6 separate regions of the Homo sapiens genome follow, and all the other regions are linked to region 6. A link is a contact called in ENCODE Hi-C or POLR2A ChIA-PET data. All regions are on one chromosome and are shown on one strand. The core of a region is the stretch at or near the end of the contact, and the rest is flanking DNA. Distances in the headings are between cores, read along the strand shown.

What was found. A loop is a pair of places that touch in the nucleus more often than their neighbours do. ChIA-PET counts read pairs that join two places held with the same protein, here RNA polymerase II (POLR2A). Pooled maps may share reads with other maps.
Region 1: a loop to region 6 is called in a map of CD4-positive, alpha-beta T cell, with 6 times the contacts of the local background. The contact joins the promoter of PPME1 here to the promoter of UVRAG in region 6. A Hi-C loop is called at or near these places in 2 of 168 maps with a recorded cell type or tissue (CD4-positive, alpha-beta T cell and naive thymus-derived CD4-positive, alpha-beta T cell) and 12 of 50 pooled maps.
Region 2: a loop to region 6 is called in a map of CD8-positive, alpha-beta T cell, with 6 times the contacts of the local background. The contact joins the promoter of CLNS1A here to the promoter of UVRAG in region 6. A Hi-C loop is called at or near these places in 2 of 168 maps with a recorded cell type or tissue (CD8-positive, alpha-beta T cell and naive thymus-derived CD4-positive, alpha-beta T cell) and 5 of 50 pooled maps.
Region 3: a pooled map shows a loop between it and region 6 (5-fold over the local background). The contact joins the enhancer-like site here to the promoter of UVRAG in region 6. A Hi-C loop is called at or near these places in 2 of 37 single-sample maps with no recorded cell type and 3 of 50 pooled maps.
Region 4: a loop to region 6 is called in a map of CD8-positive, alpha-beta T cell, with 14 times the contacts of the local background. The contact joins the promoter of PAK1 here to the promoter of UVRAG in region 6. A Hi-C loop is called at or near these places in 1 of 168 maps with a recorded cell type or tissue (CD8-positive, alpha-beta T cell) and 4 of 50 pooled maps. POLR2A ChIA-PET finds 5 or more read pairs at or near these places in 2 of 52 experiments (PC-9 and T-cell).
Region 5: a loop to region 6 is called in a map of CD4-positive, alpha-beta T cell, with 4 times the contacts of the local background. The contact joins the promoter of RNF169 here to the promoter of UVRAG in region 6. A Hi-C loop is called at or near these places in 2 of 168 maps with a recorded cell type or tissue (CD4-positive, alpha-beta T cell and naive thymus-derived CD4-positive, alpha-beta T cell), 1 of 37 single-sample maps with no recorded cell type and 8 of 50 pooled maps.

Annotation. Positions count from the first base shown.
Region 1 is chr11:74,169,075-74,173,597 of GRCh38, reverse strand. It overlaps PPME1 (protein phosphatase methylesterase 1), which reads right to left and starts at 2,309. Exons shown (of 14, transcript NM_016147.3): 1 at 2,076-2,309. The coding sequence starts at 2,176. C2CD3 (C2 domain containing 3 centriole elongation regulator) reads left to right here and starts at 2,596. Exons shown (of 33, transcript NM_001286577.2): 1 at 2,596-2,860. The coding sequence starts at 2,806. RefSeq lists enhancers at 1,515-2,437, 2,215-2,664, 2,438-3,361.
Region 2 is chr11:77,635,896-77,640,747 of GRCh38, reverse strand. CLNS1A (chloride nucleotide-sensitive channel 1A) reads left to right here and starts at 2,954. Exons shown (of 7, transcript NM_001293.3): 1 at 2,954-3,158. The coding sequence starts at 3,034. LOC107984369 (a long non-coding RNA gene) reads right to left here and starts at 940. Exons shown (of 3, transcript XR_001748072.1): 1 at 803-940. RefSeq lists enhancers at 2,813-3,052, 2,707-3,226.
Region 3 is chr11:77,445,986-77,450,476 of GRCh38, reverse strand. All of the region lies in intron 1 of PAK1 (p21 (RAC1) activated kinase 1), which reads left to right. Among named protein-coding and RNA genes, the nearest start is that of PAK1, 26 kb to the left of the region's middle. RefSeq lists enhancers at 983-1,412, 992-1,762. Within about 2 kb of position 1,341, at least 3 of the 41 ENCODE cell types and tissues checked have a DNase peak (open chromatin) inside an H3K27ac peak, as active enhancers do.
Region 4 is chr11:77,471,472-77,476,323 of GRCh38, reverse strand. It overlaps PAK1 (p21 (RAC1) activated kinase 1), which reads left to right and starts at 2,230. Exons shown (of 15, transcript NM_002576.5): 1 at 2,230-2,772. RefSeq lists silencers at 1,996-2,355, 2,586-2,635, 2,656-2,965 and an enhancer at 2,206-3,122.
Region 5 is chr11:74,745,689-74,750,412 of GRCh38, reverse strand. It overlaps RNF169 (ring finger protein 169), which reads right to left and starts at 1,564. Exons shown (of 6, transcript NM_001098638.2): 1 at 1,031-1,564. The coding sequence starts at 1,532. It also overlaps the pseudogene RPS12P22. RefSeq lists silencers at 790-889, 900-1,159, 1,190-1,339, 1,513-1,733 and enhancers at 707-1,300, 1,450-1,539.
Region 6 is chr11:75,811,943-75,816,637 of GRCh38, reverse strand. It overlaps UVRAG (UV radiation resistance associated), which reads right to left and starts at 1,428. Exons shown (of 15, transcript NM_003369.4): 1 at 1,114-1,428. The coding sequence starts at 1,230. UVRAG-DT (UVRAG divergent transcript) reads left to right here and starts at 1,841. Exons shown (of 2, transcript NR_144531.1): 1 at 1,841-2,175; 2 at 2,777-3,124. RefSeq lists a silencer at 1,105-1,304 and enhancers at 1,600-1,894, 1,765-2,194, 2,118-3,317.

The sequences.
Region 1 (4,523 bases), core at 1,060-3,559, 1.6 Mb after region 6:
TGCACTCTAGCCTGGGCAACAGAGTGAGACTCTGTCTCTAAAAAAAAATAAAATGAAAAGTAATAAAAAATAAAAACGATAAATTACTAACAATTATACAATCTTCTAATCAGCAGATTTTCCTTTTTTTTTCTCTCAGTATCTTCATTCAGTTCTTCAATCTTCAGAGAACTTGTTTCTCCAAGATGAGAAGCTGAGCTCTAATTAAGCTTATCTAAGGAATGTATAATTATTAAAAATCTGATTTTCTTATGTATTTGTATAGAAGGGTGCTGGTATACTGAAAAATCAAATTTATTTTAAGAAAGGCAGCAACTAAGATATTTAACAACAATTAATGTTACATTAATATTAAACTCCAGGTTAGTTTTCCCAAATAATGTTATGGGTCAGTTTCCAAATTCTCTTTATTCATGTTATAGTCCAACTTTTCTGTCTTCCAAAGCCAAAACAATCTTCACTTTACCTTCTATGTAGCCTTCTACCTCTATTGTGCGTCTATCTCTCTATCTCCTCCTGCTAAAGTTTTCTCATTTTTCTACTGCGTATCATAGCAGGTCTCCACTCAATTCTTAGTTTCCTTCCCTGGTTTTTCCACCCATTTTTCCCATTCCTTTACCCCACTGTTTTATAGGATTCTCCTTTCTTTTCATCCCTAGGACTTACTGTCACAGTACTGCATCTCCTACTCTCGCCTCCTTTTTGATAAGTTTTTACACATATTACTTCTTCAGAACCTAAGGTTTCTCTTCTGTAGTCCTTTTTCAAAGAATATCTACCAATTCATCTCTAGAATCCCAAATATACTCTGGAGCCCTCATACCTAAGTATCTTTCCTACTCCTTTTCTCTTTACAGTCACTAATTCCCAGAATCCTGTTTGAAACTACAAATATCCCCTCAAAACCAAATGCCTATTCAATTCTCTCCACTTTCCAGCAATTACTTCTCCCATGTTCACCTCATTCTTTCTCCTCGGCCCAAGTATCCCCTAACCTGGCACAAGCCATTTAACGATCTAAAATTCCAAAACCTATCTCTTCTACATGGCTCTCCTTCCTTTCCAGCAAACTATTTCTCGAACTCCCAATGCTTCACTAATTCAAAGTCTTAGGCCAGTACGTCGCTTCCCTCAGATCTACTAGCCCAGCAAAAACTGATTGCCCAAATCTTCCTCTAAGCTTCCCAGACCTTACAACTGCAGCACTTCCATTCACCAAACCGTATTTATAGTCATCTCTCAATCTTTAGAGCCTATGGTCACTCTGTAAATTCTTCAGTTCTCTCCTTCTTCTCTCTCCCTTATCCTGTCCAGCTTCTCACTCTGTAAATTCTTCAGTCCTCTCCTTCTTCTCTCTCCCTTATCCTGTCCAGCTTCTCAGCACATTCCTACTACCCTTAACAATCTTCGTGGCTATGTTCTCCACCTTACCTTAGGCCTACTCCCTAAACTTTCTCATTCTCCCTTAAGAGACCTAATCTCACCTCTCATTCGCTGAATCTGTCTTTACACCTCTGGGAATTCTCTAGAATCGTCTGCTTCCTAGTTCTCCTCTTTCCTTCTCCAGCCCTGTCTCGAGTGTTTTCTACCCCCCTCAGCTTTTCTAGTATCTAGTTCTCACAGTGCAGATATTAGAACTCTGATAATATCTACTCCTCCCAAACCTTTCCTTAGTTGTTGGCCCAATTCCCCTCAACTTTTCTCTCAGTCATTCCCCACTTCCCTCCACCTTCCCTGGCCGATTCTCCTCCACCTTTGTCACCGTTCTACTCCCTTTTCTAAGCCTCCTTTATTGTGGAAGTGATTCTCAGATCCCTTATGTTAGTCTCTCAGCTTCCCCAACCTTTGCCTCATTCCCCTCTCCCTTCAACAACGTTATTTTTCCTCCAATTTCTATTGACTTGGCGCCTCCCCTAGTACCCCAATCTGCCTTCTACTCCATCTAAATATCTCCAGGCCGCCAACATTTTCTCCTATCAGTAGACTCCTTTCCCGTGCCTCTATGAACGCCCAGAGATACCATTCTCCAACGGCTGGGGCCTGGCCCATAGGGAGAAGGGGTATGGGTCACGTACCCCATTCGCATCTTGGCTCCGCTCTGACTGCCCCCGCTGCCGGGTAGAGGTGGGCGAGAGGGAAGGCGGCCGAGGTGCATGCTCTTTTCGAGGGCCGACATCGAGGGGAGGCTGCACGCACGTAGTCAAACAGTAGGCGAAGCTTCGTCCCACGTTGAGTGTGGCCCAACCGGTCACGACTCGCTCCCCTAACGACGCCCTGTCGCCTTTGGACAGCACCCAGCTACCCGTAGCACCGCCTACCGCCCACCGGCTCCGTAAACTCCACCCACTCGCTTCAGCGCTTCCACCGGAAGTGCGCAACAGCACTCATACAAAGGAAGCTGGGTAACAGAGTATGAGAACTCCGCAGACTCCCGGCTGGGAACCCGACGACTTTCACCGGAAGGAGGAGCGCTCTTCAGGGCAATGCACCCTGCGCAATGGAGTCCACAAAGGGCGCATCCCTATGCGCTTGCGCAGCTGGAGGCGCCCCCCAGCCAACCCCGGAGAGGTATTGTAGCAAAGCGTCCTGGGTATTGTAGTGTATTGGAGGGAAGGCGTCTTGGCGCCTTCTCTTCGCACCGTTTTCCGGAGACTGTTAGAGGAAGAGTCGCTTTTTCCTGCCTCCCAGGCTGCCCAGCGGCGCCGGTTGCCGGGGAACGCAGGCGCCGTGGGGAGGGATGGCGGGAGGATACTGCTTAGGTGCTGGAGACGGAGTTGAGCTGGTGAAGAAGAGCTCGGGCTCATCATGAAACAACGAAAAGGCCAAGGGTCTGGGGGCAGCCGTGGGCGCAAAAAAAGAGGTAACCTGAGCGATCAAAGATTGAGGAAAGCGTAATAGGAGAGCAGGGTGTAAGGAATTTTAGGGAGACCCGCACCCCCGCTGGATAAACAAGAAAAGGGACGTAAGAAGGAAGTAGCCAGGGAACCAGAAGGTTAAAAGGAAGGGCAATTGGCCCTCCAGAGAATAGAAAGGAATTAGGGGCTGGGGTAGGGGCCACAGACAGGCGATTAATGAGATGAAGGTTACCGGTAGGATGACTGTAGAGGAGAAGAACAAACAATGATGGGATTGGTTTTGATAACGAAGTGAAATGTATGTGTGTGTGTAGCTTTCGAGGTCCACAGGGACAGGAAGAAACATAAATTGGCAAAGGGATTATATCATTTGTTGTGTGATTGTGGGCAAGAATCACGTTTTATACATTACTGAATGACCAAGGATTAGTACAAAGCAGGACTCGGTAAATGTTAGTTGAATGAATGAAGTATGAAGGGCTGACTATGAGCAGGAGTTGGGAAAAATAATTGTAGAGTATAGAGCCGGGAAGAGTGGGGAATGACAGGTGTGATAGGATTGGAGTGGGGGTAAGGGCATGACGATCTCCTGAAGGACCTGAGATCATGAAAGAGTGTGCAGCAGAGAGTCCTCATCAGGTTAGCAGCTCAAGGAGACACAAGCTCACCGAGTAGGGGATGTTAGCTGCAGTGAGAACAGTCAACCTAGGAACCCAGGGCAGATCAGGAAACTTGACATTGAATCTCTACAAGACTGCCTCGAAGGGAAAAAGGACAGTGGGTGACCCTGCCTTTTTGCATTGTAGGCAGTTTAGCGAGAAAAGAAGTATTGGGAACAGTGATAGGACATTAGGCCATTGGGTTGAGGACTGAAGCTACAATCTGGGAATTACTCTTATCCAAGCTGTTTAAAGATTACTAAGGCAGTTTTGAGATACTGACTTTCCTGCCAGGAAAGATAGGAGGATCTGAGACTGAAGCATACTAGTGCTCCCTGTGTCAAAACAGTTAAGCATGTTTGGTTGATAATCGGAAAGTCAAAGTAGAAATAATATAACATAGCATAGAACAGAATACACTTTTTGCTATACCATTTCCATATGTAGAAATGTATACACAACTGTGTATAATTTTTATGTTGAAACTATCCATAAGGATTATGGTGGGTCTTTTCTCCACTATAGAGGGCAGAGGCGGTGTTTGCATTAGAAGTCCAAATAATTAGTCCTGATCTGATACATTCCATATATTTTCTTCTTTGAGGCATAACCACTCCTCAAAGAAAAGTCAAAGGAAAAAAAAGGTATAAATAATATAGGAATGGTTTCTTAAATCTCCTTTAAGTTTTCCCGAAAAGGTACTATGAATGAAAGACAATCAGGGTCATTAAAGGAAAATTTTTTAGAAAGTCATGATTAATTGCTTTGTTTACACTTTAATGTCTTTATGAAACCCAATAAATACTAAAGCCAATAAATATATGAACCCAGCACTGTGTTAAAAATAGTGGCAGAATCTGAAGATTAGATAGTCTGTGTCCTCACTGACTGTGTGATCTTGGCAGGAAAGAAAAGTTACAATTTAAGACGTTCTTCATTGAAATGCTGAGTTGTATGATATAGTCTAAATCGTTTGTGAGTGAAGGGAGTTGTTGCTGTTTTATCGTTA
Region 2 (4,852 bases), core at 1,705-4,204, 1.8 Mb before region 6:
TTTTTGAGATGGAGTCTTGCTCTGCCACCCAGGCTAGAGTGCAGTGGCACAATCATGGCTCACTGTAGCCTCCACTTCTGAGGCTCAAATGATCCTCTCACCTCAGCCTCCCAAGTAGCTGGGATCACAGGCACATGCCACCATGCTGGGCTAATTTATTTATTTATTTTTTGGTAGAGATGGGGGTCTCACTATGTTGCCCAGGCTGATCTCAAACACGTTAAAAATTTAATGCCAGCCTAACTGTTGAGAAGATAGAAACAAAACTACCCCACACATCCTGTCCTCCAGCCTCAGCAGTCCTACTGCAAAGGTATTACCATACTGAGTTTACAAGGGGATTTACTTGAATTTCACTTGTTCTCTCATGGCCAAATTATTGCTCTTGAGTTTAATGCCTCAGGTCTCTCATCTGTAAAGTGGGTCAATAATAGTAACTTCACAAACTTGCAAAGAGTAAATGAAGAGATGATGCAAGCAAAGTGCAGGTAAAGTGCCTGGAAGAGAGCCTGGCACAGAACACTCGTTAACTTTAGCTACCATTATGACGATTTTGGAAGTCTTTCTTCCTATTACTACTATACTCTTTAGTGCCTAACGAAGAAACAAAACATCAATTGCAATTTTGGTGGATTAATTCCTTTCCAGTCAGTGCCCCAGCTCCTTACTGATGTAGCTAGCTCTTCACCCTGCCCTTATTAACCCTTTATACTTATCTGCCCACCTGACACGTGGGGACGTGGCTTGTGCACTAGGGCAGTATAAGGACCTAGATTGATGTATGCTACTTGGTTGTGTATACCTGAGATGTGAACAGTCCCAGGAGATGGGGACGGGGTGGCCAGATCAGAACATCATAACCGAGTTGGGAGACTTCTGAGCTCCAGATGAGTGGTCTCTATGTCCTATGCATCCTTTGGCAAGGGACTCCATGTATTAGTCTTTCTCTCTTTGTTTTTTTTTTTTTTTTTTTTTTTTTTTGAGACAGTGTTTCGCTCTTGTTGCCCAGGCTGGAGTGCAATGGCGTGATCTCGGCTCACCGCAACCTCCGCCTCCCGGGTTCAAGCAATTCTCCTGCCTCAGCCTCCCGAGTAGCTAGGATTACAGGCATGCGCCACCACGCCAGGCTAATTGTGCATTTTTAGTAGAGACGGGGTTTCTCCATGTTGGTCAGGCTGGTCTCGAATTCCCGACGTCAGGTGATCCGTCCGCCTCGGCCTCCAAAATGCTGGGATTACAGGCGTGAGCCATTGCCACCGGTGTATTACTCTTTCTCTATTGCAATTCCCCTGTCTTGATAAATAGGCTCTGTCTAAGCAGCAGGCACGGTGATCCCATTGGGCAGTTACAACAGGGTTGTATGTAACTGGGTTACAGGGTTGTAACAGGGTTGCTGCTGTAATGGCCCAATGGGTTCACCTTGCCTGTTGCCTAGACAGAGCTGATTTATCAAGATGGAAATTGTAACAGAAAAACAGTAATTCACGCAGAGCTGCTGTGCAGGAGACTAGAGTTTGTTGTTGTTGTTTTGAGACGGAGTCTCTCTCTGTCGCCCAGGCTGGAGTGCCAAGGCGCGACCTCGGCTCACTGCAAGCTCCGCCTCTCGGGTTCACGCCATTCTCCCGCTTCAACCTCCCGAGTAGCTGGGACTACAGGCACCTGCCACCACGCCCGGCTAATTTTGTTTTTGTATTTTTAGTCGAGACGGGGTTTCACCGTGTTAGCCAGGCTGGTCTCGATCTCCTGTCCTCGTGATCTGCCCGCCTCGGCCTCCCAAAGTGCTGGGATTACAAGCATGAGCCACTGCACCCGGCCTAGAGTTTTATTTTTACTCAAATCAGTTTCCCAGAGCATTCAGGGATCAAAGTTTTTTTGTTTTTTGTTTTTTGTTGTTTTTTTTTTTTTTTTGAGACGGGGTCTCGCTCTGTCGCCCAGGCTGGAGTGCAGTGGCGCTATCTCGGCTCACTGCAAGCTCTGCCTCCCGGGTTCACGCCATTCTCCTGCCTCAGCCTCCCCAGTAGCTGGGACCACAGGCGCCTGCCACCACACCCGGCTAATTTTTTTGTATTTTTAGTAGAGACGGGGTTTCACCATGTTAGCCAGAATGGTCTTGATCTCCTGACCTCGTGATCCGCCCGCCTCGGCCTCCCAAAGTGCTGGGATTACAGGCGTGAGCCACCGCGCCCAGCCAGGGATCCAAGTTTTTAAGGATAATTTGGCAGGTTGGGGAAGGCCAGTGAGTCAAGAGTGCTGATTGGTTGGGTGGGAGATGAAGTCACAGGGAGTTGAAGCTGTCCTCTTGCGCTGAGTCAGTTCCTGGGTTGGTGGGGAGGGGGCACAAGATCACATAGCCAGTTTATCCATCTGGTGGTGCCAGCTGATCCATCAAGTGCAGGGTCTGCAACATATCTCAAGCACCGATCTTAGGTGCAGTTTAGGGAGGGTCAGAATCTTGTAGCTTGCAGCTGTAATTTCTAATCTAAACCATAATTTCTAATCTTGTGGCTGATTTGTTAGTCCTACAAAGGCAGTCCAGTCCCCAGGCAAGAAGGAAGTTTGTTTTGGGAAAAGGCTGTCATCATCTTTGTTTTAAACTTCAAACTGTAAACTAAGTTCCTCCCAAAGTTAGTTCAGCCTATATCCAGCAATGAACAAGGACAGTTTGGAGGTTAGAAACAACATGGATTTGGGTAGGTCAGATCGCTTTCAGTGTCTCAGTTATAATTTTGCAGTGGTGGTTTCACTGTGACAATCCTGAGGGACTTCCCACAGAACCCTCAGTTATTGAAGCCCAAAGCCTCAGAAATGGCGAGGAAGAAGGGGAAGGGTGTTGCGCGGTCAAACTCCACACGTTCTTAGCCGACCTCCGCCGCTTTTCCTAGAATGTCTCATCTCTATGGTCGACGGCGTTCAGATTCCGGGGCAGACTAAGTTGTTCTTCCGGGGTGACTGCCTCTTCCAGGGCGGGCGGTGTGGTGCACGCATTGCTGTGCTCCAACTCCCTCAGGGCCTGTGTTGCCGCACTCTGCTGCTATGAGCTTCCTCAAAAGTTTCCCGCCGCCTGGGCCAGCGGAGGGGCTCCTGCGGCAGCAGCCAGACACTGAGGCTGTGCTGAACGGGAAGGGCCTCGGCACTGGTACCCTTTACATCGCTGAGAGGTAGGGTTCCTGGTCCCCAGCGCTGGCCTCCTGCGCGCCGCCCTCCTCCTTGCTGGAGCAGGCGGTGCGAAGGAGCCGGGCAAGGGGCGGCCTGGAGGCCTGCTGGGAGCGGGGTCTCGTGCCCGACGCCTCAGGGATACCTGTAGCGGGTGGAAGGCTCGATTTTTCTAGTACTCCTCCGGAGTCTTCCATTCTCTGTTTTCTCCGGCCGGAATTTCCCCTTATGGATTGTGCTTTTTTTTTTTTTTTTTCTTTTTTTCCTCTTTCTCTTTCTCTGTCTCTTTCTCTCTTTCTTTCTTCTTCTTTTCTTTCTTTCTTTCTTTTATTTTCTTTTTTTTTTTTTTTTAACTCGCCTATTTACTGGAGGTCTGGCGCGTGCGTTGCCCTTAACGCACGGTCTGGTTTTAAGGGTCTGAAGTGTGCCTGTCTTTCCGGATGAACAGATGCAGGAGATGTTCCCCTCTCTGGGATACGTAGTTTCAGAGCCGACTGTGGAGGACTTTTAAAGTTTGGTTACACAATAAAGATTTTCTTCTGTAGGTATAGTAAGGAGAGGAACACCCTTAACTCGACACAGACAGGGGTCATATGCAGAGGGACCAGACTCCCGTTTTGGGGTCCTGGAAGGAATTGCCCTTTTATTTGGCCACGTGGAGCACTTTGGTATTTTGACAGTCAGATAGATCTACCGTAAATATTGTGGTTGTAGAACAGAGGTCCCTGTTTCCTTGACATGCAGTTTTCTTTATTTTGAAGCCTGTAATGACACATCGAATCTTTCCTGCCCTTCAGATATGTGTTGCTTCCCCTTTTGCTCCATCACTTGTCTACAGCCAGAGAAAATTCTCTACTTTTAAGAGCTCATGTGATTACTTTGGAACCACCTGTAAAATCCAGGATAATCTCCCTATGTTACTGTCGACTGGTAACCTTAATTACGTTTGTGAAGTCCCTTTTGCTGTGTAATATAACATATTCACCCGCATGACACCAGAAAGTGAAGGTCGTGGGGCCAAAATTCTGCCTACTACAGAATCCAGAGCACAAAAACTGTAAAGAACCTCTGCTTTAAAGGGAAATTTAGACATTGAACAAGGTTTAGGCTTCAGGCCAGAAACTGAGATAGGACATATGGATGGGAGGAAAAGCAAGATTGAGGTGAGAGGCAGATAATGAGTTTGGTCAGGACATGTGTGGAGTAGTTGTACATATGACCGTGTTGGGCCGGGCGCGGTGGCTCACACCTGTAATCCCAGCACTTTGGGAGGCTGAGGCAGGCAGATCGCTTGAGCCCAGGAGTTTGAGATCAGCCTGGGCAGCATGGCGAAACCCAGTCTCTACAAAAAATACAAAAATTAGCCAGGCATGGTGGCGGCCTGTAGTCCTAGCTACTCAGGAAACTGAGGTGGGAGGATCACCTGAGCCCAGGAGGTCGAGGCTGCGGTGAGCCGTGATTGTGCCCCTGCACTCCAGCCTGCATGACAGAGTGAGACCCTGTCTCAAAAAAAAAATAAAAATAAAAAAAGAATGTGTATCTTGGGAAAGTGGTATTAAAGAGAGATGTTTGGAGGTCGTTAAAGTGTTAGTGTATACTCATGGAAATGGATTAGATATCTCAGAAGAGAAGAGGACCAAGTGTAGAACCCTAGGGATACGCCGACGGGTGGGTCATGAAAGAAGAAACTTGAGAAAGG
Region 3 (4,491 bases), core at 92-2,591, 1.6 Mb before region 6:
GTCTTGGGTTTTTTAGGCCTTGCTCTGCTGCCTACTTCCCTTTGCAAATATGGTCAGGCCAGACAGCTATTTCCTTCATCCCTAGTCATTGTGTGGGACCTGCCAGGTTCTTTCGGGTTTTTAATGCTGGGGTGGTATTTGTGGCTTTAATGCACAAGAGTTGGGGAGCATGAAACCCACATGATCAGGTAAACATCATTCTCTCAGTGGGTCCAGGGTTATGAGAAAACATAATGCTGGGATGTTCTTTCTTCCCAACTCTACCCCTAGAATTGATACTTTTATGTAAGCCATTAATTCAGTAAATACCTTCTGAGCATATATACTGTGGATCAGACATTCTGCTGGGTGCTTTAAATAATTATCTTTCCAAATACTCACAAGTTAATACTTTGAGTTAGACTGAGGGTATTGCCTTCAATTTCGCAGAAAAGGAGTCTGAAGTTTAGATGAAAGGAAATGACTTGCCTTAGCTAGTAAAGGGCAGACCCAGGATTTGAAACCAAGTCTTCATGACTAAAAGATAATCATTGATTGTCATGCTTGTCTATGCTTTCAGAATGGGAAGCTCCTTGAAGATGCATGTCTGATTGAATTTTTGCTCCCTGTTCTCAGCACAGGGGCTAAAACAGAATTTTTAAAAAATTGAATATGTAATACATTGGAAAGTCCTAGATAGAATAGGGGAATTGGGGTGAGGGTATTGAGAAACTGTTTCCTAGTCCACATTATTTCCCTGGAGAAGCTCCAGTCCTTAGGGTGATTTTTTTTTTTTTTTTTTTTTTACCTATAGGATTGAAAAGGAAAGCATTATTCATTCCAGCAACCCATAAGGAAAACTAACACAAACATTGTAATGCTTTAAAGATCTTCGTGTCTCATTGGGAAAATAACACCTCCTTCACTGTGTTATTTTGAGGAAAAGTGAGATGATAAAAGAGTCTGCCTGAACTCTAACGTTTTATGTTAAGTTGTTTTCATGCCTGGCTTTACCTGCCCTATCCCCTTTCTGGGCTTCAGTTTCTCTATGTGTACAGTGAGATGTTGAACTGAATGGTCTTGCTGCTCTTCCTTCCTTCATTAACATGAGAACAGATAGTTGATGCCTCTGATGTTCATGTTGTTCCCATTGCCCTTTTCTCTTTAAGCGCACTGCCTAGTTTCCTTTAAAGTCGTTGCCTTCTTTAGTTTTCTTTTTAAGCTGTTTCTGTGTGGGCTAGTGTTCCCTTTTGAGGTTGAATTGAATTGTGTAAGGCCTCAGGAAGTGGTGGAAGCACCTTCCTCAAACCTGGTTGCACCAAAGGCCCATCAAGTCAAGTCTTGTCCCCAAAGAGGAAGAGAAAGCCTGGGGTTCTTAGCCCAGGCTAAGATTGAAGGAGTTTCTCTTTCGAGCTTTCTGGGTTAATTTCAAAACGTACAGGAGGGACATTTTCTTTTAAATTTCAAACACTCACCCTGTATATCATTAATATTCCTTAGCCATTTTTGTATAATATCATTTTTTAATTTCTATCCACCTTCTTAAATCTGTCCCTTGGGTCAGACAAAATGAATTCAACCTTTCCTCCACATGACAATTCTTTATAATCACAATAGTGATTTTATTACTGTTCTTCTCCAGCTAAATAGTTTCAAGAGTTTCTCAAATGACTACCTCTTTTTGCCTATTATACCACTTTGCTTTCCACAAAAAACTTCCCATGGGTAGTCCCTTCCTCATGCTAATCTTATTTCTGGTTCTGTATAACCTATCACTTCTTTGTAAGTTTTCACACTATTGCTGAAATAAGCCAAACATTCTTTCTCATGTTCCCTTAACTTGGGTCTCATAGCATTTTGTTTGTTTAACATGTTTTCCTTTGCTTGCTGTCCTTACACTCAACAACCTTCAAGACCAAGTTCAAATATCTGTCTCTGATGCCTTCTCTGACATTGTCCTCCTGTGCCAGGCAGAATTAGTATTTCTTCCTTCAGTGTTTATGTGTTACTCTGTTGTAATGGCTATGACATCATTTCTTATATTATATTTGTACTGTGTTATATTTTGTGTTGTACTGTATTGTAATTAATGTAATTTGTATATTCTACCTCTCCTTAAACACTTCTTCAAAACAACCCTTCCAAGGTTAGAAATACGTAGCAAATACCAGGTGGTCAATAAAAGAGGAAAGTACCACGCATTGAGTAACTTACTGCTGTGCAAGTTGCCTAATAAATATTCCCAATCCTCACAACAGGTCTCTGACATATTTTTCCATTTTTTCCCATATGAGTCTCCCATTTTACATATGAGGTAATTGAGGTCCAGAGAGATTAAATGATTAATTTCTGATCTCACAGCTGGTAACTCAGACAGAATTGGGATTCAAACCCAAGCTTGCTGATTCCAAAGCTTGAGTTGTGTTTGGAACTATTCTTCTGACTCCTAATTCAGTATTCTTTCTGTGCACATCAAAAACACACAAATTGAGTATGTAGATGTGTTTAATGCAGTGATGGACTAGAGTTCAAATGGGAGTGTGGTGGAATGAGGAGCAAATAGCTGTGGTACTCTCATAATTGTGTATTAAGAAATAGCCCTAGAGTTATTAATGCCTTAATTGCAACTGTAGGCAATTCTGTAATTTGGCATTTTAAAATGAATCTATTTTGGCTGGGCATGGTGGCTCACGCCTGTAATCCCAGCACTTTGGGAGGCTGAGGTGGGCGGATCACCTGAGATCAGGAGTTTGAGACCAGTCCGGCCAACATGATGAAACCCCCGTCTCTACTAAAAATACAAAAATTAGCTGGGCGTGGTGGTGGGCGCCTGTAATCCCAGCTACTTGGGAGGCTGAGGCAGGAGAATCGCTTGAACCCGGGAGGTGGAGGTTGCAGTGAGCTGAGATCGTGCCACTGCACTCCAGCCTGAGCGCGAGACTTCCCCTGAAAAAAAAAAAAAGAATCTGTTTCATCTTGTTAGCAGATATAACAACACCTACCTTTGGACATGTTCTGTTCTAAAAAGGGATGAAAAGCTGCTTCTCTCACACTACCACGGGCAAGATAGATGAGCTCAGCTTTGACTTGAAACAGTGTTAGTGCTTATGAAATCTTTCGCCTCCAAGTTTTGTCCTATTTTTGTTAGGTGCTGGTAACCTACCTTTCAGAGCTATAGAATCAGACAATGGGAATAATGGGATTCTTATCCCAACTATTTGAACAGGTTCTCACCAGGGAGAGCCCAAACACAAAGGACCTTTTTGGAGTTGGTAAAGAAGGCCAAAATGTAGACCCTGGGAAACACCTCTGCCTCCTTGTTTTGTGGCATGGGCTGCTGATTCATCCTATATTCTTTTAAGTTGGCTAATAGCGGATGTGTTATAGAAAGGTAACAAAAATAGGATCTAGCTCTTCTTATCTCTGTGTGGTTTTGGGTAAATGATTTATACTTCCTATGTCTTTATGTGTTTTAATCCAGTGATTCTTTCCAGGTGAAGGGATCCTGTTGTACAGGGACCACACATCTTTGCTGCTCAGGGACTATGCAAGGCTCTAGATTACAGCTTCTTTTGCTCTCCTTTTTTGTTTTTTTTTTTTCTTTTTGTCACAGCTCCCCTATTCACTATTATTCTAAACAGTTTTTGAAATCTCTTACCGTCTGATGTCCCCTCACCCATTCTCTTTATTGTTGAGGTTCATACCTCTTTTATAGCTTTACCATCATTTTAGAGTGATTTTGGGAGGGAACATAAGTAAATGTGTTTTCAATCTGCCAATTTTAACTAGAAACAAACTTCAAAGGAAGTTAAACCAATAGAAAACTGAAGTTGCATTTATATCTAGAGTTATAAAAACTTTACCATGAAAGTACATGAGAGGATAGACCTTTCAATGAGATGTTCTGGATTCAAATCTTAGCTCCATCATCTATTAACTATATGACCTTGGGTCTGAACTTTCTTTTTTTTTTTTTTTTTTTTTTTGAGACAGGGTCTCGCTGTTTCACTCAGGCTGGAGTGTAGTGGCATGATCTTGGCTCACTGCAACCTCTGTCTCCTGGGTTCAAGTGTTTCTCATGGCTCAGCCTCCTGAGTAGCTGGGATTACAAGCCTGCACCAGCATGCCTGGCTAATTTTTGTATTTTTAGTAGATTCAGGGTTTCGCCATGTTGGCCAGGCTGGTCTCGAACTCCTGGCCTCAGGTGATCCACCCACCTCGGCCTCCCAAAGTGCTGGGATTACAGGTGTGAGCCACCGTGCCCAGCCTGGGTCTGAGCTTCTTAATAAAGGATAGGCCAGCACAGCCTAGCATAGAGACAGTGAGTCAAACATTTTAATATCATGAACAACAAATATTATATTTATTATCTGCTGCATGCTAGTGCTAGACCCTAGAGATACAAAGATGACTAAGATTCACTTCCTTTCTTGGAGAAGCTTGCAGACTAGTGGCAAAGAAAGAGAAAATAATACTTTAGGAACTGTTGATTGAGCATGTACTATGAACTGT
Region 4 (4,852 bases), core at 981-3,480, 1.7 Mb before region 6:
GTGCCTCAGTTCCCGCATCAATAAGATGGGTGAGGATAACAACAGTATCTACCGTAGAGGGTAGAGGTTTAAAGACAGTGTTTGTAAAGTGCTCAGAACAGTACCTGGCACATAGAAAGAACAATAGGAACATTTATTAAATACATTTTTTTTGAGACAGAGTTTTGCTCTTGTCACCCAGGCTGGAGTGTGGTGGTGCAATCACAGCTTCCTACAACCACCGCCTCCTGGGTTTAAGCAATTCTCCTGCCTCAGCCTCCTGAGTAGCTGGGATTACAGGTGCCTGCCACTACGCCCGGCTAATTTTTGTATTTTAGTAGAGATGGGGTTTCGCCATATTGGCCAGGCTGGTCTCAAACTTCTGACCTCAGGTGATCTGGCTGCCTTGGCCTCCCAAGTGCTGGGATTACAGGCGTGAGCCACCGCGCCTGGCCTTATTAAATATATTTTAACAACATATTGATACTTAGGTATATGTCAAGCACTGTTTTAGGTGCTGAGGATATGGAAAGGAATATGACTTGGAACTCAAGAAATTAGATACACAAATGCAGTTACTTCCATAAAAGGCATAGAAATACTATAGAATTACAGTTTTGTTAAGGCTTAGGGAAACTTTAGAAATATTAGTCAAATGAATATGAATATGAATATGAATGACATTTGAGCTCAGCTTTGTACAATGAATAGGTGTTGGCCAGTCAGCTAAGTAGGGAAGAGCTTGAAGACATGAAGAAATGTGTATTCAAATAACGTTAATATTTCAGTGTGCTTGGAGCAAAAAATAAATGATGTGAGACAAAGCTAGAAAGGCTAGTGTAAGCAGTCAGGTAATAAAGTGCCAAGTTCAGGAGTTTGAACTTTATCCTGAAAGCAATAAAATCCTTTCGGTGTTTAAACGGGAGGACATCATCAGATTTGTGCTTTTATAAGGCTACTCAGGTAACTAGTGAGAAAAATAGATTGAGTTTGAAGAGACTAAAGGTTGCTCCAGTTGTTCAGGTGGTGGTAGTAGAAGACGACACAGGCAAGGACTTGAAAAATATTTAGGAGAAGCTACAAGACTTGGTGTCCAACTTGATATGGATGTTGAGAGAGGAAGAACGGGGAGCTATTAGTATGTCTAGGTTCCTGGCTTAGGGGATTGTTGAATGGGTGGCCCATTCATTGAGAACGGAAAGGAACGTAAGAAGCAATTTTGGGGGGGAAATAATAATAATAGCCAACATTCTAAAGGGCTTGTTACTATTACCATGGTAAAACTGAGGCTTAGGAAGACCTAGTTAAGGTACTACTTATTATTACAGAAAAATTACGGCTTAGAAATGTCAAGGTCCTATCACTAATATTTGAATAGCTAGGATTTCAAGCAAGGCAACCTGATTCCGGACTCTTAGCCTTTCTAATGCTGTCTCAGTTTCGCACATGTTGAATCTGAGGTACGAAGAGTATGCAGGTAATGCTGCTCGGGAGGTATTGGGAAATACACAATCTGAGCTCAGGAGAAAGAAAGCTTTGGGTCGAAAGTACCCTCCACGGTAGGGGAAAAAACGTGAAAGGAAGCCCATTCTTTTCGTATGTCAGTTCACATTAGTTCAAACATCTCCGTTATAATTTCTTTGTCTTCCTCCCACCCCTGCCCCCTCTCCCACAGAAAGAAAACATAATACATGTCTGGCTGTGAGATCACACGACATCGGATAGTTTTCAAATTCAGCCCTTGACAACGAGCTCATAGATGCGGTGGTGCTTTGTTAACCTGAAAAGGACCCTCAGCGCCGGAAGTTAGCCGTCTTTCTCCATCCTGACTACTACAGTAGCCCTCCCAGAAATCGTCCCAAAATTGTCTGATAGAAAGGCTGCACGGAAACAACCCGCCACGGACAGCGGACCGAGAACAGTGACGCGACGCGATGACGTCACGCAGCAAGCGGGTGATTCCCCAGCCTCTGGCGTCACGCGCCGATGACGTAATCCCAGGCGTTCGCCCTCATGCGGGCCAGGGTTTGGCCTCGCTCCCACGGGTCGGTCAGGCCCTCCCCGCCCCCTCTCACCTGCGGGAGGCGGGGCGGGCACGGCTCCACCGGAGCCGCAGCCGCCGCCGCCGCGCCGGGGAGGGGGAGTGGGGGAGGGGGAGGGGGAGAAGGGGAAAGGGCAGAGGGGAGGAGGAGGCGGGAGGAGGAGGAGTAGGGGAGCCAGTGAACTAGGCGGTCAGGCCTGCCGGGCGGCGTACAATAGCGCGGCTGTGGGCGGGGGAGGCTGCCCTCCCGCGGCTGCAGCCGGAGCCGAAGGTGGTGGCTGCACAGTAGACGCCCCCTCACGGCTTCCCCCACACGCTCCCGCCCCCTCGCTCGCCCATCGCGCTTCCCTCACAGGCTCTGCAGTCCTCCCCCACAGACGCCTTCCCCCTTGGACTCTCATTCCCTTTTCCACGGAGCCCCGCGCTTTCGTGAGCCCCCTCGAGGAACCTGGTCTCCGCATCCAGTTACCACCTCCTGCCTCAGAGGCCATCTGAGCCCTTCGCACCTCGCCCCTCAGTCCCCCCTTCCCCCCCCGCCCGCGTCGCCTCGCTCCCTCCCGCCCCCCCATCATCCCTTCCCTCGCAGTTCCCCTGTCCTGAGGGGAGCCCCGCCACGGGCAGCGCGGCGGCGGCGGCAGGAGGGAGAAAGTGAAGCGGTAGCTCGCGCACACTCGCGCCCTCACTCCCGGCTAGGCGGCACCCACCGCCGGGAGGAGGAGGAGGAGCCGAGAGGAGCTGAGCGAGCGCGGAAGGTGAGAGCGGGCCTACCGCCCAGTACCCCTCGCGTCCCGGGCTGCCAGGGCTGGGGCGCGGGGGTGGGGACGGGTGGAGTGGGGGTCTGGGCCCATTTATTTCGCGTTGCGGGGCCGGGCGCCTGGGCGGGAGGAGGCGCCAGGTAAGGTGAGGCGGGCGGCGCCCCGCGAGGCCCGCTCCCGTCGGGCCAACAAAGGCCCCCTGTGCGCGTACCGGCGGGGTCGCGGGTCTCAGACGCCGGGCGATTCGAGAGACCTGGGAGAGGGAAGGGGCGGGGCGGGGCCAGGCCAGGCTGGAGCCGGGAGGCCACACGAGTACCGGTCCGGGACCGAGTCCGTCCCGAACTTCGCAGTCCTGCGGCGCTCACCCTGTCCCGCTACGAGGAGGCACAGCAAAGCGGCGCCCAGTTCCTTCTGCATGGAATAAATGACCCCTTCCAGGCTTGGACAGTCACCTTTAGGGTTCTACTCCCTGAAAAATAAGGGCTGGTAGGACTTGACTTACGCAGCCCCTCCCCCACCCCGGAATATTCTGTAACTTGGGAAGTGAAAAACAACCGGGGAAGGAGATTTATAGTTATTTTATGTTCATTATTACGTTTGAAAAGACATGATTGTTGTAGCCTTCGCTATCCTATTTCAGCAGTACACATTACTGGGAGTGTTTTGGAAGAATACTTGAGAAGTAGTGGGTGTGGCGTTGTGAGCAACGTCCTTGGTTTTTAAACCCCTTGGATAATTGTTCTACTGTTACAAAAACTGTGAACAGTGAAGGGAAGGGTTAGTTCCGTGGTTACTAATAAAAATTCAGATTCATTAGTCTTGACTTTAAGAATTGTTCCTGAGAACAATCTTTAATTTTGCCTCCTACATTTTTGGGTTCTCTTTCAACTCTGTCAGGAGAAAGTAGGAATTATCAGTACAGATACCTCATCTCTCTTACCCTGTGGCTTCATCTACTTCTTGTGTGACCTTGAGCAGGTCACTTCCAGCCTTAAAAGCTCCAGAAGTTTGGTTTTATGCCCCAAAACGGGCAAGTAGCAAGCACCGGACTCAGCTTTCAAGAGTCCACTGAAGAATTCCCACACTGTGAAGTCTTTGCTGGCCTCCATCCTGTCTCTCCTCTTACAGACAGAGCTGATTTCTTCCCATTGGCCCGGTGGGATTTCTACCACAGCACTTACAACATTTTGGTTCCTATTTGGAAAATTCTAAGTCAGGTGCATATAAAAACTCCCCACCTCAACTAGAAACTATGCCTTTCAAAAAGGGTTTTGGGAACATTGACCCTGAAAACTTCCCATACTTTCCCTGAAGCTTATCCATACTCTTTAACTACATGAGCTCATGGGTCTACCTTGGTAAATTTGCTTATTCAGTCAATTCGTTTATCCAACATTACTGGAGTTCGGAGAGCTACTATGTTTCAGGCCTCTTGCTAAGGCTATGGGGATTCAGTCTATTAAGATATTCCCTGTCTTCAAAGAGCTCAAAGTCTAATGGGTGAGGTAGACAAGTAAACAATGAAGGTCTGCCCTAATCTCTGGGGGACTCCAGTTGTACAGGTAGTAGTGTGCAATAATTGAGGCTGCTGGACCTGTTTTACAAGTCTTCTCTTGGCCAAAGTGAGTCCTGCAGGGAAGGTGACCTGCCTCATCCATAACAGGGCATTTGGTAAAAAGCTTGTTCAGTTCAATTCAATATACATTTACTAAGCACATGTTTTGAGTCCCTGTGCTAGGTTTGAAGGAAGCAGTGCCTCAAAGGAAGGTACTGTGCATCCAGAAAGATTTCTGTAAAACAAAACCTTACCACATCAGCGCCCCCTACCCCTGACTCTTCATATTCTGAAGATAAATTTCAGAGTAACATGGAATAAAAAGCTCTCAGGGATCAGACCACTGCCTGCCTTTGCAGTCTCACTTTCTGTGGCTCCCCTGCCACTCTCATCTTCACTCTTGCATGTTCTGTTTTCTTCCTGGAATGCTTCCCTTCCACCCCTTACCTGCCTGTGGAGATGACCTTGTTGGGCCTCTGGGATGCAGTCCCTTAGTCTCTCCTTTTCCTGCATAGAATGAGT
Region 5 (4,724 bases), core at 315-2,814, 1.1 Mb after region 6:
CTCTCTTTCCTTACCCAAAAAAACACATGGCAGAATTCCCAAAACAGAAGGTACAAATATCTGGCCTTTCGTGATTTATGTTTCTTGAAAATCTCATTCTAGGTAAGCATTTTTTATCAAACAGAGCTGCAGATGTTATGTTGACTGGGTGTGTCCCCAAAAGAATCCTAAGTTATAACAGTCTTATTTTATACAGGGCACTTTGCATTTCAAAGCTCAGAACCGAGGAATAGCAGGCTGCTGGTGTTAGGGGAAAGAAGTTCAAGGCAAGAGTCCTACAACAGACTTTTAATTGCCAGCAAGCCAGTAGGAAACCCATACTGCCAAGGAGATAGAAGCAGCCCCTGCCACCCAACCTTTGTTTCCAAAACTTTTAAACCCAAGCCAGCTTTTCTGTCAGGCACTACTGGACTTAGTAGTACTAGTATTACAAATATAAACGACAGTCACTTACTGCTTCCTCACTATGTGCCAAGTTCTGTGCTAAGCATACATTTTCCAAAATGTATGAAAACAACTGCACAAGTGTGCTCCCAACCCCCTCTGCTCTCGAGTCTGAAAAGCTCCCTTCACATCCTCAAATTCAACCTGTTCCCTAAACTCCGGATTCTCCACACCCTTCACTGACCCTTTCAAGGCCAGGAGCCACATCTCTCCAAGCAATATGACCCCCAAACTCTTCATCCAACATTAAACCAAGCACTTCTCTGATCCAAGGCCCCTCCCACTCCCACACACCAATTCCAACCTGCCCCTAACTTGTTCCAACAATTCTGTTTCCCTCCAAACTTCGGACTTACGTAAGGCACAGGGTGCCCTCACCGCCCCTCCGCATGCAACGTGCCTGTCCTTCACTCTGAAGTTCAAAATTCACAAACACACTGCACCTGGGTAGAGCCCGGGTTCTAATCCCACGAGAACTCTCCACACCCGCCCGAGTAGGGCCCGGGACTCTCCACCCCCTCACCAGGCCGGGCCGGGGCGCGCTCGGCCTCGCTCCAGACCCTAAGGGGAAGTGGGGAAGCTCCACCTGGCTCCGCAGGCGCGGCACGCGGCTCCTGCTCTGGCCTGGGCCCCGCGGCAGCCGCGCCCCCGTCCCGGCGCGGGCGGCAGCGCTCGGGTTGGCTGCGGCGGGCGCACTCGCCCAGCACCTCTGAGTCGGCCTGGCCGTCGTCGCGGGCCCGACGGCGGGCCCAGCCTGGGCCGCGGGCGCGGCAGCGAGGGCAACCCGGGCCCGCCGCGTCGGCGGCGCGTTGGGCGCAGCCTCGGCAAAGCGAGTGGCCGCACGGCAGGGCCGCTGCTTCTCCGGGGGGCTCCAGGCACCCGGCGCAGCCCGATTCCTCCGGCCGCGGCGGCAGCGGCGGCTGCAGCAACGGCGGCGACAACACCAACAGCGAAGGTCCAGAAGCCGGGCCTGGGGCCCCAGTCTTAGCTGCCGCCGTCTCGTCACAGCGGCCCCGCCGGCCCCGCCGACTCAGAGCGGCTGCTGCCGCCGCGGAAGAGGCCCGAGTACTCGGACCTGCAGCCGCCATCTTGTTTCCCGTTTGAAGGGAGAGTCGGTTGCGAGGGAGAAGAGTGGAGGGCGGGGCAGTACGCGCGGTGGGCAGTGCTATCTACATATTCATGAGGGGCGAGGCTTCTGTGAGCCCAAAGAGGGTTCTCCTCAGACCTGATTGGCCAGAGGGGATACTTCATTAATATTTATTAGTTATTCTTTATTATGCGGTCATCAGCCGCACTCTCGAAAAGTCCTTGCAGTTTCCTCTTACTGAACTGAAAGAGGTGGGAACTGAGGGGCTTTACTGGCAATTCTGAACGATGTTAAACTTTGATACACGTACTTATCCTGTAATGCCTTGATAACTGAGGAGAAAGTGAGTGGGGAATATGTGAGTTACTCAGAAACCTGCCTTAGTGTTCATTTGATATGAGGGCCTGAGCTCTCTCCTAAGGATGGGGGTAGCTTTGTGACTGAAACCAGGCCCACCGTGGTAACTAACTGCCAAAAGGAGCAGCCTCTTGTCAATCCTACCTCCTCATCCTCTCTCCCCATGTCCCTTCCTGAAACTGCCCCCCTTGGCTGGTAAAACCACACTTTCCTGGTTTTTTTCCCAGGCTCTTGGCTCCTTCTCAGTCTCCCGTGTTTGGTGCTTCCATGTGGGTGTTCCTCTAGGCTTAGGCCTCAGTCCCCTTCTCACTCTGCGTGCTGCACTGGTCCACATTTTCTTCCCTCAGGAGCTCCCAGATTGCTGTCTGCAGCCCAGGCCTCCTGAGTCCAGCCCTCCATATTCAACTGCCTGATGGAAACATCCTCTTAGATCCCTACATTCCTCATGTACAAAACTAATGTCACTGTCTCCCATCCTCCTTTCAAAACTGCTCTTCTTATTTCCTTCATTCTATGAAAGGTCCCATCCTCCCAGGTACTCAAGCTCCAAACCTAGTCATCTTGAACTTCTTCCTTATCTCCCACAAACCATCAGTTATTTAGTCCTGTCAATTCCACTATCAAAATGACTATTTCCCCACCTCTTCATCCCATTCCCACTGCCCAATTCAGGTCTAATCATCTCTCATCTAGATTACTGCAGTAGCTGCTATAGATTGATTGTCTCCCCTCTCCCAACCTCTTTTCTAATCCATCCTCCACACTCTTCGAGTTGCTTCCTATAGGCCAGCTCTGACCGTGTCACTCCTGCTTGAGCTAGGGAGAGGTGCTTGGACTTTGATGCTAGTGCCCTTTCTAGATGCAGAGGTTCCAGGAGAAAGAATGACCCCTCTCTAATGGAAAGGTGGTTCTGCTACAGTAGTTCTCCCATTCTTTGCTTTCTTTGCCCTGGGATAGATTTGGAGCAGGGCAAAGAATGGGAAGCATTAAATAAATGGCATTTCTTAGTGGAAACCTTTATAGGATAACACGAGTTTTGTAAAGAGAGAAAAATAAAAAAGCAACATAGGCTGGGGGCGGTGGCTCACGCCTGCACTTTGGGAGGATGAGGCAGGCAGATCGCTTGAGCTCAGGAGTTAAAGACCAGCCTGGGCAACATGGTGAAACCCCATCTCTACAAAAAATACAGAAATTAGCTGGGCATGGTGGCACTCACCTGTACTCAGGAGGCTGAGGCAGGAAGATCACTGGAGTCCATGAGGTTAAGGCTGCAGTGAGCCGTGATGGCACCACTGCATTCCAACCTGGACAACAGAATGAGACATTGTCTCAAAAAAAAAAATCAACATAATATAATAGAAGGCATGAGAAGCCCTGGGTTTTGATGAGATTGCCCAGAGCTAGCGGTAAACCAATCCAGTGCCGAGTGATTGATTAACTCAGAGAGCAGGGGGAAAAAAAGGTGATGGATTCCCAAGATAAGAACCAGATGGCTAAAGGACAGTCAAGAGTTGAAGAAAGGCCAATGGGTGATTAAAACAAAGACCTGTTTGCATAGAGACCCAGACAGAATCCTGCCAGACACAGAAGTATGGCCTTGGCTAGGCTATCCTTTATCCATGGGTCCTGCCCACTTCCATCCCAACTTAAGGTTCTTGAGGACATTTTTCCCGGATTCTGACAAAGGAGATCTGTGATCCAGAGATCAAGCCAACCATCATTAGAAATGGGACCATTTGTGCAGGCTGTTCACTCTCGATGGTTTGGATCTTTTAATCTGTTTACTGTTGGAGGAGCTGAGCCACAGAAACATAGCATGCTTTCTTGGATACAAATAAATATAGAAAATTTCCTTTAGCAGAGGGAAAAAGCAAGAGGTCTGAGTAGCACTGGACCAGAAGCCAGGAGATCTGGGGTTGGTCTTGGCCCCTTCTAACTCACTGTGTGATTTCAAACAGCTAACTTCCTTCTGGGCCTCAATCTCCTCATTTTTAAAACAAGAGTATTGAAGGCTTGGTGCTGTGGCTCACGCCTGTAATCCCAGCACTCTGGGAGGCCGAGGCAGGCAGATCACGAGGTCAGGAGACCAAGACCATCCTGGCTAACACGGTGAAACCCCGTCTCTACTAAAAATACAAAAAATTAGCCGGGCGTGGTGGCGGGCGCCTGTAGTCCTAGCTACTCGGGAGGCTGAGGCAGGAGAATGGCGTGAACCCGGGAGGCGGAGGTTGCAGTAAGCCGAGATGGCACCACTGCTCTCCAGCCTGGGCGACAGAGCAAGACTCCATCTCGAAAAAAAAAAAGAGTATTGAAAGTCATCAGTTCTCGCCCTTTCCCTCCTGCCGCCGAGTCGCGCGGAGGCGGAGGCTTGGGTGCGTTCAAGATTCAGGTTCACCCGTAACCCACTGCCATGGCCGAGGAAGGCATTGCTGCTGGAGGTGTAATGGAGGTTAATACTGCTTTACAAGAGGTGCTGAAGACCGCCCTCATCCACGATGGCCTAGCACGTGGAATTCGCGAAGCTGCCAAAGTCTTAGACAAGCGCCAAGCCCATCTTTGTGTGCTTGCATCCAACTGTGATGAGCCTATGTATGTCAAGTTGGTGGAGGCCCTTTGTGCTGAACACCAAATCAACCTAATTAAGGTTGATGACAACAAGAAACTAGGAGAATGGGTAGGCCTCTGTAAAATTGACAGAGAGGGGAAACCCCATAAAGTGGTTGGTTACAGTTGTGTAGTAGTTAAGGACTATGGCAAGGAGTCTCAGGCCAAGGATGTCATCGAAGAGTATTTCAAATGCAAGAAATGAAGAAATAAATCTTTGGCTCACAAAAAA
Region 6 (4,695 bases), core at 179-2,678:
AGCCCCACCACTTACTAACTGGAAGGCTCTGGACAAGCCTCAGTTTCCTCAACTGCCAAATGGGGGTAATAAAAACAGCTATCTCACAGAGTTGTGAAAATTCAGTGAACTAATGGCCACTGAGCCCTTTGCACAAATCCAACACGGTAAGTTCTCAGTAAATGACAGTTTCTCTAGATCCTCTTCTTGGCAGGAGGAATAAAGGGAGAGGGTGAAAGGTATTCTTTAGGTCTCTTTAATGCTAAGATTCCTGCAAAATCTCCCCTTGGGGGACAGAAGGAAGGCAACCGATATAAGGAGGGAAGTACTCTACAGATATGTGAGTGAAACAAAGAGTTTTGTCACATCTCCAAAGTCAGTGTTTCCCCCTTCTTATCTTCCTACAACGCAGAGCCAAGAAGTCCTCAAAGCCCTTCCTAAAGGATGGAGGAACACATGAATATATACATCAAATCCTCCTTCCACAGAGACTCACTGAAGGGAATGAAGAAGGAAAAAGTCCTCCTAATTATTAAGATGCGTTCCTTGGGACTCGGAGAATTAGGAAGGAAACCCCCAAGTCTTGAATACATTTCTCTAAAGAGGCCGAATACTTAATAATCAGGGGAGATTAAAGCAAATGGTAGACACCCTAAAGTCTCCTCCAGGGCTCTTGCACGAAGAGTACAAACTGGTTTCTCCGTAAGCGGGGATGGCCAGGTGGGGAAAGAAAGGAAAAGTGCTTTCACTATGGCCCGTGGGACACAGGGGGTTCCCCGGGTCCCTTCCTGGGCGGAACGAGGGAGAGGGTCTGCGCGGGGCAATCCCCGGCTCCCTGCGTTGGGGGAGGCGGCCTCGGGCCGGGGCCCCAGGGACTTGAGCTGGCTGGCTGCTTGTCCCTTAACAAGCCCATCTCCTGTAACGGGATTCTCCTAGGACTCCGGGATCTCCCGGAGGTTCGGCCATCACTGGACCCCTCCCCGCACAAACCTCCTGACAGTCTTCCTCAGTCCCGCGAGCCCTCCGGGTCCCTGCTCTGGGTGTCCCGGCTCGCGGGGTCAGCCCGGAGCCAGCAAGCTCTCCACGCGGGCCTGCCCGGGTCCCTCCCGAGTGCTGCGAGCCGCGCGGGCTTACCTGCTGAGACGGCAGCTCCACATGCAGGGCCCGCGCGGCAGAACCGGGAGGCAGAGCAGCGGCCGGGCCCGGGGGTGGCTGGGGGACGGGGCCCCCGACCGACGCGGAGGCGCTCATCTCGATCCAGGGGCCGCCAAGCGGCGGGGCGGGCACTCTTCCGGCATCCGCCGCCGCCCCCTTGCCACCACCTACCAAGCCCCTGCAGCCTAGAAACCCGCCACCCGAGAGGCACTACTGCTCAGCCCAGACAGTAGCCGCCGCCGCTGCCGCCGCTGCCGCCGTTGCCGCCGCTGGCTAAGGAAGAGCCATATTACCGCAGTGCAACCCCTCCACCCCGCTGAGACCCGGAGCGCTCATTGGCTTAGCCCTCAAGGGGGCGGGACCCAACGGCAGAAAAGGGGCGTGCTATTGGGTAGAAGGTCTGTCCATCGCTGGCATTACTGGACTTGGGGGCGGAGGGACTCAAGGATGGCCTCAATTGCGTCTGTCAAGCCGGGGTGAAACCTGGGGCGTTGCTTCTTTTTTTCCCAGTCTAATTGGTTCTTTTACTACCAACGGGCAGAGTCTCCTGGTGGAGGCGGAAGGGCCATTGCAAGAGGTCGCTGTCAATTGTCAGTAAAGGGAAAGAGGGGTGGGGTCTTGATTAGGTAGAGCGCGCTTCTGGGCTCCGGTGTCACGTGCAGGAGGCGGGAGAGTCACCTGATTAGGGAGAACCGGTCTTCTGAGCCACTTCCGCCCTCACTGGTTGCCGTGGTAACAGGCCTCCGGTGGAGGGCGGGGACCCTCGGAAGCCAGCTGGGTGGCGATCGCTTGTCTGCCTTGGCAGGCCCCTTGTGCAGTCTTTTCCCGGCGTGAGCGTGCAGGGATTGAAAAGGAATGCTTTATGGTTCAGCAGAGAGCCACCACGCAGGATGCACTGGGACCTGAGAACCGTCGGGCAGTCCCACGAGCTCTTTCATGACCAGCTCCAACCGACAAGTACACGCCCCTTCGCACTCCACTAGCTAGTAAGCTGAGCTACAAGGTGTGCCAGGCACCCAGGACGCCGATTCACCGCTTCAGGTGGGCTGTTTGTGCTGTGTCCCCAGAAAGCCTTTGCTACTTATCCATCAGTCTTAGCTGGGGCAGGAGTCCCTTCTTCCAAAAGGCTTCTCTGAGCCTCTCTGGGACCTTGAGTTAGGAATTTTGACCCTACCGTGGGTCTGGATTATTCTATTAATTTTTTTTAACAGTGCCTCATTCTTTCGCCCGGGCTGGAGTGCAGTGGCAAAATCACGGCTCATTGCAGCCTCGACCTCCTGGGCTCAAGTGATCCTCCCACCTCACCCTCCTAAGTAGCTGGGAATACAGGCACATGCCACCAGGCCCAGCTAATTTTAAAATTTTTTTGTAAAGATGGGGTTCTGGCCATATTTCCCAGACTAGTCTCAAACTCCCAGGCTCAAGCGATCCTCCAGTCTCGGGCTCCCAAAGTGTTGGGATTACAGGCATGAGCCACCAGGCCTGGCCACATTGTCTTTTAACACATGTAAGCAGCCACCCTCCTTCCCACACACACACAAAATACTGTGAATTCTTCAAGCAAAAGGACTTTGTCTGATTCATCTCTGGATCCCCAGTGCCTGACAGAGAATCAGGAAATTTTTTTTTTTTTTTTTTGCAGTGAAGGCCCAGCTCAAATGCCACCTCTTCCATGAAGACTTCCGTGATCCACAATGATAGCATCTCCAGCAATTGCTTCTATAATGAATAGCATGAGTCATTCTGCAGGATGTTGATCTTCCTTTTTTTACTCCTAGACTGAATTTTTCCACCACCTGGATGAACATAGCAGAAAGAACATAGTGTTTTAGAGTCAGACACAATAGGAATCAGGCACTTTGGAATCTTGGCTCTACCACCTTTGAGCTATGTATCCCAAGGCAAGTCACTTCCCCTCTCTCAGCTTTAAAATAGTAATAGGATTGCTGTAGGGATTAAAGTAAATCAACATATGTAAAGTGCCCACACAGGACCTGGCATATAGTAGTTGCATTTTAAATTTTTTAAACAAAATGTAAGCATACTATCTTTCCAGGGTGTTCAGAAGCCTGAAAAACACCTTGGATCTTTTCTCAGAGCTGGATCACAAAGATGTCACACTGTCTCCTGTTCTGACACACTGAGTGGTTCCTCATGGCTGGAGCCTGGGGCGTGTGGTCAGGTGTTTGTTGAGAAAGGAGTCGCTTGATCAGGTGTTTGTTGAGAAAGGAGTCACTGGGAAATCCCAAATATTATCTGATTGAACTCATGTGGTGCCAAGATCTGGGGGAATTTCACAGAAAACACATTTCTGTTTCTAAGCTGTATTAGTTTTCTGAGGCTGCCATAACACATTATCACAATTCTTGCTTGAGCCCAAGAATTTGGGACCAGCCTGGGCAACATGGCAAAACCTTGTCTCTACAAAAATACAAAAATTAGCCCAGCATGTCGTTTTCACCTATAGTCCCAGCTACTGAGGAGGCTGAGGTGGGAGGATTACCTGAGCCTGGGGAGGTTGAGGCTGCAGTGAGTCAAGATCATGCCACTGTACTCCAGCTTGGGCAACAGACTGAGACCCCATATCAAAAACAAACGAAGAGTGATCATCCAGTTACTCACTGCTGGGTCTGAGGGAAGCCCAAAGGCAGTGGGAGCCAGAGAAAATAGTTGAGAGTCAGATTTCACAGTGGAGGTGACATTGAAACAGGGTATTGAAGGGCCAATAAGAGTTCACCAAGTCAGGAGAGAGGGAGGAAAGGACATTCCAGCAGAGAGCAGGATCTATTCTTTCCACAAGCCTTTACTGAGGTTCACCTTTGCACAGGCTAGCTACTGGGTTCTGGAAATGCAGAGCTCAAGTAAACAACCCTTCTCCCACTTTTCCCAAATGCCGAAAACATTAGGAGAACTAGGACTCTCATCCCTAGGGGCATTGGGAAGAACTCAAAAGCCTGCTGCTTGCAAAGTATTCAAGATGATGTAAAGCATTTAACACACTGTCTGGGAGATAGTACATTTTTAATAAATACTAGCTGTCATTATTTTCATATGTCCTATTTCATTCTAAAAACTTTTCTTTCTTGTTTTTGAGACAGAGTCTCTCTCTGTGACTCAGGCTGGAGTGCAGTGGTGCGATCTCAGCTCACTGCTACCTCTGCCTCCCAGGTTCAAGTGATTCTCCTGCCTCAGCCTCCCAAGTAGCTGGGACTACAGGCATGCACCACCACACCCAGCTAAGTTTTTTTGTATTTTTAGTAGAGACAGGATTTCACCATGTTGGTCAGGGTGGTCTTGAACTCCTGACCTCAAATGATCCACCCACCTCAGCCTCCCAAAGTGCTGGGATTACAGGCATGAGCCACCGCGCCCGGCCCTAAAAACTCTTTTATTATTGGGATCCTATTTCATAATATGGCTGATTGTTTCAACATAAAAATATTTTAAATCACAGAATTAAATTATTATAATATTTACATAGTGCTATATATCCCCCAGAGAAACATATATCCAAGTTTAGAGAACATAGATTATAAGGTGGCCAAATGCAATGTATATGCA